3 separate regions of the Homo sapiens genome follow, and all the other regions are linked to region 3. A link is a contact called in ENCODE Hi-C or POLR2A ChIA-PET data. All regions are on one chromosome and are shown on one strand. The core of a region is the stretch at or near the end of the contact, and the rest is flanking DNA. Distances in the headings are between cores, read along the strand shown.

Region 1 (2,786 bases), core at 80-2,579, 1.9 Mb after region 3:
CCCCTGGATTTTCACCTGCTTCATCAAAACCCTAGACCAGGCTGGGCCAGGATCCCAAGGGTGATCCAGGGTGGCCATACCATCAGGCTGGGGCAGCATACTCCTACCTGGCAGGAGGAAAAGTGGGCCACCATAATCACCCGTCCAGTGCCCATCCTCAGCCTGCAGCCCCACGTAAAATGTCATCCCGTTCAGAGCCCCCTCAAAGGCGGTGTGGGCTTTGGGCAAGTCCTTAAAGTAATTCTTCTGCAAAGAGATCGAAAAAAAAAAAAAGAGATAGCTGACGGGACTGTTGCCCGGCCAGAGGAACCCTCTTCACATACAGCCCAAGTCAAAACAGTGAATGTAAATTACTTTAAAAGTTTCAGCTGTTTCCATCAAAAGTCTGAAACTCTTTGATGAGAGCATCACACCTCAGCAAAGTAAAAGAACAGCTGCACATTTTCGTTGCTTTATTTGCCAGTCATGTATTCTTCACAACTTCTCCAAGATGTCTGGAATAAACCAGGCACCCAGACTGTAGGGTGGGGCACGGGTGCCGACCTGGGCCTGGGACTCGGGCCTCTCAAAGAGGGCCCAAGGGGCGGCACAGCCTTTCCCTCGGTGGCCGGGGCTCGGCAGGAGACCCTGTTTACACTGCAGACTCTGACGACCAAAATCTCTTACAATGCACACAACTAAGACAGTGGATCCAAACACTTTTTGTGAATAAAAACAAAGTTACAACTATCTTTGCAACTCTCCTATAAGTCAAAAATTATCTCAAAATAAGGTGCTAAAAAATAAAACATTAGGAGTCTCCTATGCGTGGTTTAGAGATGAAGGGGCTGAAGCGGAGGGGCCCGCGAACGCAGTTCCCGTGGGCGCTCGCCTTGGGGATGGGCGTCGCTGGCCGGGTCCTCCCACCCGCCTTTCTGAGAGAAAACGTGCTCCTCACGGCTCACCCCTCAGGGTCCCGAGCTCGCTGACGCTCCGCGGAAGCAACTTACGGTGTCCAGCCCCAGGGCGTAGGCTTCCAGGCCGGTCTGCTCGCGGCCGGCGCGCTCGTCCTGCAGGTAGGTCCACGTCTGCCGGCCCCTCTCGCAGTTGAGTCGCCAGCGGCCGAGGTCGGTGGCGGGCTCGGTCTTGTAGGGGCCCCCTCGGCGCCGCAGACACCTGAGGACCACCGGCCATCAGCGACCCAGGCCCCGCCCCAACGCCGGCCGCCGGCCCACTGCCCCAGTCGCGCTCTCCTCAGCACCTAGGACCACCCCGCATTCGTCAGGAGCCCGGGGCGAGGGGACTCACGTGCCCTCCGTCATTGCTGCTGCAGTGCTCTACGCCGCCCACTGCCAGCTGCCAGATGTCCGCACCCGGGACCTGCCGCCCAGCCCCGCCCCTCCCGCCCCTCCCGCCCCTCCCGCCCCTCCCGCGCGCACTACGCAGGCGCAGGCCTCGGCAGGCGCTCAGGCTTAGGTGGGCCGACGCCCACGCAACCAATCAGAGCGCCGCGAGCGTGACCCCGGGGTGTGCCAGGCGACCACAGTGGTGGAGCGCTTGGTGCCCCATGCGGCGTGGGGCGGGGCCTGAGGGAGCGGGGATGGTGGGTGAAGGCGACGGGACGGGGGAGGCGGGTGGGGCCTTATTGGCGGGGCATGAGGGGCGGGGCTGGTGGGTGGGGAGGTGGGGGCGGGGCTGGTGGGTGGGGAGGTGGGGGCGGGGCCTGGTGGGTGCGGGTGGGGGCGGGGCTGGTGGGTGGGGCCGAAGGGCGGGGGCGGGGCCTCTCGCGCGCCCTCTAGAGGCTTGCGTCCCGGGAGCCCGGCCTCGTGCGCCGCGCTTTGAGGTGAGCCTCTCTGAGAAATTTGTGAGGAGGGTCCAGCCGCGGGTCGGAAGGAAGGACGTGGGGAGCGAGGCTCGAGCGAGCGACAGCGAGTGCGAAGGTCGGGTGGCAGGGAATTGCTCTCGCGCTGCAGGATTTGCCCGGACGCCGGGGCCGGGGGTGGGGGCGGGAGGCCGCCCTGAGGTGAGGTGGGCGCGGGCCGTCGGCTCCAGTGCGAGACCAGGGGGAGGGCGGGGCGGAGCGGAGGAGCCGAGGGCGCCGCCGGCGTCCCTGGGAAGCTGAGCGCCGCGTAGCTTCGCCGGGGGGAGTGGGGTAGGCGCGGTGAGGCCGTGGGCCCCCACACCTGGCGGACCACAGGGGCCAGAAGCCCTGGAGCCCCGCCAGGGAAGGGCTGCGTCGCTGGCCAGGACCGAGCGCGGTAGAGCCTCAGCTGCTCACGGGGTCGCTGGAGTTGGGGGTGGCCCCAGGAGAAATTAAAGGTGAAAAGCCTTAGCAGCAGAGGGAAGAGGAAGATGGAGGCAGAGCGAGTGACCGAACTTGGAAGGGACAGCCGGGCGCAACAGGGCAGGGGGCGTCTGACTGTTGGAAACATGGCTGACGTCTGGAGGCTGCAGCCAGTGGTCCGTAAGTCAGGTCAAGGACCCACAGAAGACCCCAGCATGTCTTCACCTGGCCCACAGAAGCCCTGACATCCAGTTACAACTGCCCCAGCCTAGTGAGCATTTCGGCACCCACTCCTCAATTCCTACCCCCAGCCTAACTTCGAAGGGGCGGTGAGCCACAGCAAGCCGGAGGAGAAAGTTGGAAGAGAGAGTGGACAAAAGAATACCCACAGGCACCTTCCCCACAGTGGAATAGCGGGGTTTTAGACAATCAAGGATAATCACCTCTTCCTATCCCAGTTCAGAAACGGATGAAAAAGACACAGCAATAAGATGGGTGGGTATCAAAATATCAGCTTTGCCAC
Region 2 (3,221 bases), core at 215-2,714, 2.0 Mb after region 3:
TTCCACGGCTTCCTGAGGGAGGTTGCAGGGAGCCGAGATCGCGCCATTGCGCTATAGCCTGGGCGTCGCAGCGAGACTGTCTCAAAAAAAGAAAAAAAATTCTGAGCGAGATTCCAGGGCTTCCTGAGGGCGCGTTTAAGTTGCAGTTGCTGAGGAGGCTGCAAGGTGAGCTTGCGTCAGCGAGGAGCCACTCCAGCACGCTCGGGAAGGGCATCGTTACTGCTGCAAACAAGCACACGGCCCTCCACGACGAACCTTTTGCAAGTGAAGGCGCACGAACAGGCCCGGAGGACTACAAAGAAACCCAGAAACCAGACTTGGACACATGAAATAAAGGGGTTAGCTGAAGGAATACTCCACAGTTAAGGACGGCCTGCGCGAGGTCACCGGCCCTGTCTTGGTTTTTTGCCACTTCGCTCCAGTTAGTTTCCCAAGTTCCACCTACGCGCGCGCCAGCTGAGAAAACGCCCACCCCGGCGGTCCCGCCACAGGTCACAGGCGGTGCGGACCCCGGGACTGTGTCCGGGCTTCGGTGTCCAGAGAGCTCCAAGACACCCAAACCTTCCGTGGTTTCCACCTCTGCAAGCTTATGTTCCGCTGAGCTCAAGCTGAGGGACGACGACCTCATGCGACGTCAGTTTCCCCCTGGGACCACGAACCCACGGCCCCATTTCTCTTCTGTCTACTAAAAACCTTTTCTTTTCTTTTTTTTTTGAGACCTAAGACATCAGTGAGACACACGAGCAGACACGGGCTCGGTCGGGAAAGGCGGGAGCTCCAAGCGGCGGGGCCTGCAGGTCCAGGCGGTTCGCGGGCTTTCTGACCGCATTCGGCCGAGTTCTTCTCTGAAGACCCAGGACCCCCGGCCGAGGGGGCGCATTCGGCGGGCTGGTGGCGTAGGATTTTGTTTCGGGTTCCCAGGGTCCCGGCAAGGGTGAGGGAGCCCTTGCGGATCCCCTGAGATCCACCTCAGCAGCCTCCTCCGTGGTAGGCCTCAACTTCCCGCGGCGGCCCACAGCCAACGACTAATGCCTGAGCGGGAGAAAACGGCCTGGCCCTGTCCGGGTGGTTGCTGAGCACCGTTCGGCGCCGCCCGCGCCTGCAGGGAGCCCGGCCCGCTGTCCTGGTGGACACAAAGCCCAGGGGCCGCCCGCGCGGGACCAGCAGCGCGAACTTTTTGCCGCTCGGCCAGCCTGGCAGGGGATTTTAAAATCGGCCAATCACAGCGGGCGCCAGGCCTCCGCTTTCCGCTTACTGGTCCTGCCGTAGGAGGCGGGTACGTGAGCGCACCAATCTGTGGCCGGCGAGCGTAAAGGGCGGGGCTCCGCCCAGGCTGCACCGCCCAGAGCGCGCGTGCGCGAGACCGGAAACGCAGCCCCCTGATTGGCGGCGCGTGTCGGGGGCGGGGCCGCGGCTGCGTGACAGTTGTCGCGGGGGGAGGGCGAGCCCAAGCGCGGGGGAGGGAGTGTAAATAGAGCGAAGGCTGCTCTGTGTCAGCCCCGTCACCGCCGGGCGGCCCGCGCGGAGTCTGAGGGAGATGGAAGTTGAGCAAGAGCAGCGGCGCAGAAAGGTGGAGGCCGGGAGGACGAAGGTAAACATTAGGGGCTTCTTCTCTAGCTGCTCTGGCGTGAAGTCCTAAGGGCGGCTCCGGTGCCCGCCACCGCCCCCTGCCAGGAGAGGACGCGGTCCGGCGGAAGCCGCCGCGGAGGTCTCGCTTTTTCCCGCCGGCTCCGCTGGAAGCCGCCTCCTGGCCGCCGCCATCTTGAATCCGCCGCTCTCCGCCAGGTCCCGCCCCCGCCGCGGCCACAGCCAATCAGCGGCCGGGACGCGCGGCGCCTCTCGGGCGGGCCGGGGCGGGGCTGCGCCTGCGTCGGGGGGGGTGGGGCGCGGGCTGGGCGCGGTGCACGCCGGGGCGGGGTGTGGCTGCAGGGCGGGGCTACAGGGGCGTGGCGTGGCTGCACGGAGGGGGTGGGGCGCGGCAGGCGCTGGACCCCAGGCTGGATCTTCCAGTGGCTCCCGCGTCCTCCGGGACCGGGTGGCCTGGGGCGGGCGGCCGGTATTCGGGTGGCTGCTTGGTCTAGGGCCAGTTTCCTGCGCGGCCGGGGCCGGGGGCGTGGCGCGGGTGGCCTGCAGCGCCTCCCCAGGGTGCGCCTTCGCCTCGTCCGTCGGAGATGCTTTCCCCGCGCGTTTCTCGCGGCGTTGCAGTCCTTACTGTGTGAAAGGCCCCCGCGGCGCTCCCGGCCGCCGTCTTCTTCCCGCGCCCTTGGGCTCGCGTCCTGCCCGTCCGGGCCTGGCGTACGCTGCCGGGAACCCACGCGGCGCTGGCGCCGGGCGCCTTCAAGGGACGCGCTCCCGTCTTTCTCCCGCCCCGGGTTTCTCCGTGAAAAAGCGCTCGGTTTGATGGCCACTGTCCTAGGTTTCGTGGGAATAAAGCGCGCAGAGCCCATGACTCGGGGGCAGGAGAAAGGGAGTCCCGAAAGCGCGAGGCGGAACCGCGGGAGCAGGCCGGCCTCTGCGAGGTGCGCGCCGCTCCCCCCCAGGATGTTCTGGCTGGGGTGCTGGGGAAGAGCGGGGCTCCCGGGCACGGCGGACAGGGGACGCGGGGCTAGGCCGGGGAAGGGCTGAGGCGGGCAGGAGGGGAAGGGGAGCCCGGAGCCTGCAGGGAGCTGCGAACAGGAGCAGAGCTCCCAGGAGGGTGGAGGGGGGAGGGAGGGACAAGACGCCGCCTGTAGGGCGACGCAGGCCGCAGACCAGGTCTGTGCTATATCCCGACATGGATAGGTGTGGTGGAGGAGGACATGAAAATAAACGACATGAGGTTGACTTTGAAGGAAATATTTCCTTGAGAGACCATTTTCTTGTGTAAATGGCCTTGTGTAATTTTTCTGGGTCCATGAGCTTGTGTACTTGTGTTATCATTTACACAAATGTGTGTTCCATGCGTTTGTTTTTGTGGCCACAGTTGTCTTTTGAGGGAACAGATGTCTCCCCGTGAAAGGCTGATGTGGGATCGATCGCATACCTCTTGAGTAAGACGTTAGCGGGAGATGAGGCTCGCACATAGTCTCAAACTCTCGGATTTGAGGACTGAGCAGAGCTAGGCTGTGCCTTCTGATGGGCGATGCTCTGTGGATGTCCCTGGTGCTTTGGTGAGCTGTGTCATGAAAAATAGAACATCTGATTCCATAAAGGAAGATGTGAGATTGACCTGGCTTAATTAA
Region 3 (2,937 bases), core at 213-2,712:
ACACAAAAAGATGAACTCTTCCTCATGGTCCCTGAGTAGCAGAAGGTTCATTTCTCTCACTGACAGACATAAACAAGGGCGTCTTTATAAGAGGTCAAGTTCAAAGGGTGAACAGGCAACTTATGAAGCAAACTTTAAAAGCCTGAAACAGGGTTGTTGTTTCTCCCAGCTTAGTGGGAGTACTGACCACCCCATGCAAAACAAAGAAATGCATTATTGAAAGCAAATGACACGGGAATTGTAGCCAAAACACCAGATATGCCAGGGCAGAGAGAAAAGCTTTTTAATTAACAGGGAAGAGCTCACTCTGGGCAGTCTGCGGACACCCCTGGGAGGAAGCGTCTGCTCTCGCTGACCCCCACACCCGCCTGCACGGTGAGGCCAGTTGACACGGCGCGGTCACTCTGCTGAGTCCCCAGGGAACCCTGGAGATCTTGCAGGCCTCAACTCCAGGCTCCCTCTTCTGGAAGCTCCTGGTCTTCCTTGGCTCAGTGAGACTCAGCATTACCTGCCTTTCAGCCTGCCTGGGTCCCACCGCACCCACGTCCCTTCCTGTCACCTGCTAGGAGTACCCTGGGAACGGCCGCCCCCAGTACTGATTACCAACGTGTTTCCTGACTCAGTCCTGGAAAGCTCAGTTCTCTCTCCTATTCGACTTGGTCCCAGTGACTGCTGGCAACCCCAGACAACAGACCCAGCCCACAGGGCACCCGGGGCAAAGGCGGGCCGGGAAATGGGGGGGGGCCCAGGCGACCCCGACCCCCGGCCTCCTCCCCTCCCTCACCCGCGGCTCCTTCGCCGCCCTCGCCCCTGCCCCTCCCCCCTTCCACTCCGCCCCCGCCCCGCCCCGCCCCGGCTCCTCCCTCCGGCTCCGCCCTCGTCCCGCCCCGGCTCCTCCCTCCGGCTCCGCCCTCGTCCCGCCCCGGCTCCTCCCTCCGGCTCCGCCCTCGTCCCGCCCCGGCTCCTCCCTCCGGCTCCGCCCTCTCCCCGCCCCGGCTCCGCCCTCTCCCCGCCCCGGCTCCGCCCTCTCCCCGCCCCGGCTCCTCCCTCCGGCTCCGCCCTCGTCCCGCCCCGGCTCCTCCCTCCGGCTCCGCCCTCTCCCCGCCCCGGCTCCTCCCTCCGGCTCCGCCCTCGCCCCGCCCCGGCTCCTCCCCCCACCCCGGGGCGGCCGCGGCCAGGCCCCGCCTCACCAGCAGTTGAGCTTGCGCACGCTGTGCAGCTCCGAGGCCTTGGCCCGGGTCAGAACCATCTTCCGCGTCAGCTTCATGGCGGCCGCCCAGGCCCGACCGGCGGGCGCCCCCGGCCTCCTGATCCCGGGCGGGTGACGACTGCGCGGCGCGTGTCTCCAGGGGCGGGGCCCGCGTCGTCAGGGGCGGATCCTGAGCCGATTGGCGGCTCGGTGAGGAGAGCGGGGCGACGCGAGCCCGCTGGGGCCGCTTGGGCGCCGCTGACACGTTGGCTCTGCTCCTGCTCATGCGCGGCCTGGGGCGCCCTTCTCTGACGCGATTCTAACGCGACCCCGGAAGCGCGCAGCGAGCAGAGGGTGGGTGCAGGTGGCGGTCCCCGAGTCGGCCCAGTGAGGGCTGAACTGCTGCTCCCAGGAACCGAGCGGGGTGGGCTCGGTCCGACGCGCATCATGGCCGAGTGCCTAGGCCTGACTCTGAGCGCAGGCCTAGCGTGGATGGCATGGGCGCTACACAGCTCCAAGTTACGCGATTCAAACTCTTGGAATAAACCCAGGGCAGCCCTGGGGCTGTGTTGATTCCTTGTCTCCCTCCCTCCCAGCATTTACAGAAAAGACGCATTTATAGGAAAGACGCACGGGCAGGTCCAGCAGAGCCCTTACAAGCATTTCAACCTTTTAGAAATCAGATAAGACCCTCTAAACATCGTTACATGGGCCACAGTTACATTAAGACAGGCGTTCTGACGTTCTGAAACCGCCTTTGCAAAAAATTGTATCGGTGAGAGAAGGTTGGCCTTGAAGGAGATCTGGCCAACCCCCATCTTGCCTTTGGCCTTAAAACTGCCCTTAATTATTCCTGGATAAGCAAAGGTAACTTTGGGAGACATTTATAGTTTAAGTGATAGCAGCCCTTCCTCAAAACTAAACAGCCTTTGTAAAGCTAATGAGACCACTGAAACCGCCTTTGCAAAAATCATAACTGAAGAAATTATGACAGGGGAAGATCTCCTCACCCACCCCATCTTCCTGCTATCCTCTAAGCTGCTTTTGTTCATTCCTGGGTGTAGACCAGACTAGCCTTGGGAAGGAATTTAGTTTATAGATTAAACTGAAACAAAATTGATAATAGCCCTTTCCCAAAAAAACCCTTCTTGCCTGGGGACCAGTCTGCCTTTGTAGGACTAACAAATTAAGCTACGAGATTAAAAATTACAGTTTAGGGGCCATGCAACCTCTGGCGGCAAGAGTCTGAACCTCCCCAAATTGCTTCTGGGAATAACATCACTGTTGCAAAACTTAAGGTCAGTGCTTGAAATATTTTGTAGACCCTGCATTCAGATGCAGCAGATGACACCACCCAAACGGATAATCTGGCTCAACCATGTGTGTGATCCCACCCAGGGACAGAAGTCAGCCAGAACTCATTTTGACCCCCTATGATTTAATCTTCGACCTGACCAATCAGCACTCACCACTTTCTGAGCCCATACCCGCCAAATTATCCTTAAAAACACGGATCCCCGAATGCTTGGGGAGACTGATTTGAGTGATAATAAAACTCTGCTCTCCTGCACAGCCAGCTCTGTGTGTATTACTCTTTCTCCATTGCAATTCCGTTGCCTTGATAAATCGGTTCTGTCTAGGCAGTGGGCAAGGCGAACCCATTGGGCGGTTACACTACCAGCCTAGAAGGATAGAGGAGCATGAATTCCACTAAGATGCAGATGTAAACATTCGTCAGCCATTATTCT

Evidence for each region. Hi-C counts contacts between places; a loop is a spot of excess contacts on that map. ChIA-PET counts read pairs that join two places held with the same protein, here RNA polymerase II (POLR2A). Pooled maps may share reads with other maps.
Region 1: a pooled map shows a loop between it and region 3 (28-fold over the local background). The contact joins the promoter of LSS here to the promoter of CFAP410 in region 3. A Hi-C loop is called at or near these places in 2 of 37 single-sample maps with no recorded cell type and 11 of 50 pooled maps.
Region 2: a map of gastrocnemius medialis shows a loop between it and region 3 (8-fold over the local background). The contact joins the promoter of PCNT here to the promoter of CFAP410 in region 3. A Hi-C loop is called at or near these places in 1 of 168 maps with a recorded cell type or tissue (gastrocnemius medialis), 1 of 37 single-sample maps with no recorded cell type and 13 of 50 pooled maps. POLR2A ChIA-PET finds 5 or more read pairs at or near these places in 1 of 52 experiments (A673).

The regions. Positions count from the first base shown.
Region 1 is chr21:46,227,445-46,230,230 of GRCh38, forward strand. It overlaps LSS (lanosterol synthase), which reads right to left and starts at 1,330. Exons shown (of 22, transcript NM_002340.6): 1 at 1,288-1,330; 2 at 990-1,155; 3 at 108-246. The coding sequence starts at 1,301. It overlaps MCM3AP-AS1 (MCM3AP antisense RNA 1), which reads left to right and starts at 1,787. Exons shown (of 4, transcript NR_110565.1): 1 at 1,787-1,822. RefSeq lists enhancers at 585-654, 1,371-1,665 and silencers at 1,085-1,134, 1,195-1,364, 1,375-1,634, 1,695-2,134.
Region 2 is chr21:46,322,692-46,325,912 of GRCh38, forward strand. It overlaps PCNT (pericentrin), which reads left to right and starts at 1,465. Exons shown (of 47, transcript NM_006031.6): 1 at 1,465-1,591. The coding sequence starts at 1,538. C21orf58 (chromosome 21 open reading frame 58) reads right to left here and starts at 1,179. Exons shown (of 8, transcript NM_058180.5): 1 at 1-1,179. The coding sequence starts at 47. RefSeq lists an enhancer at 708-847 and silencers at 1,198-1,527, 1,798-2,257.
Region 3 is chr21:44,337,928-44,340,864 of GRCh38, forward strand. It overlaps CFAP410 (cilia and flagella associated protein 410), which reads right to left and starts at 1,463. Exons shown (of 7, transcript NM_004928.3): 1 at 1,191-1,463. The coding sequence starts at 1,267. RefSeq lists silencers at 632-751, 1,052-1,421 and an enhancer at 1,422-1,641.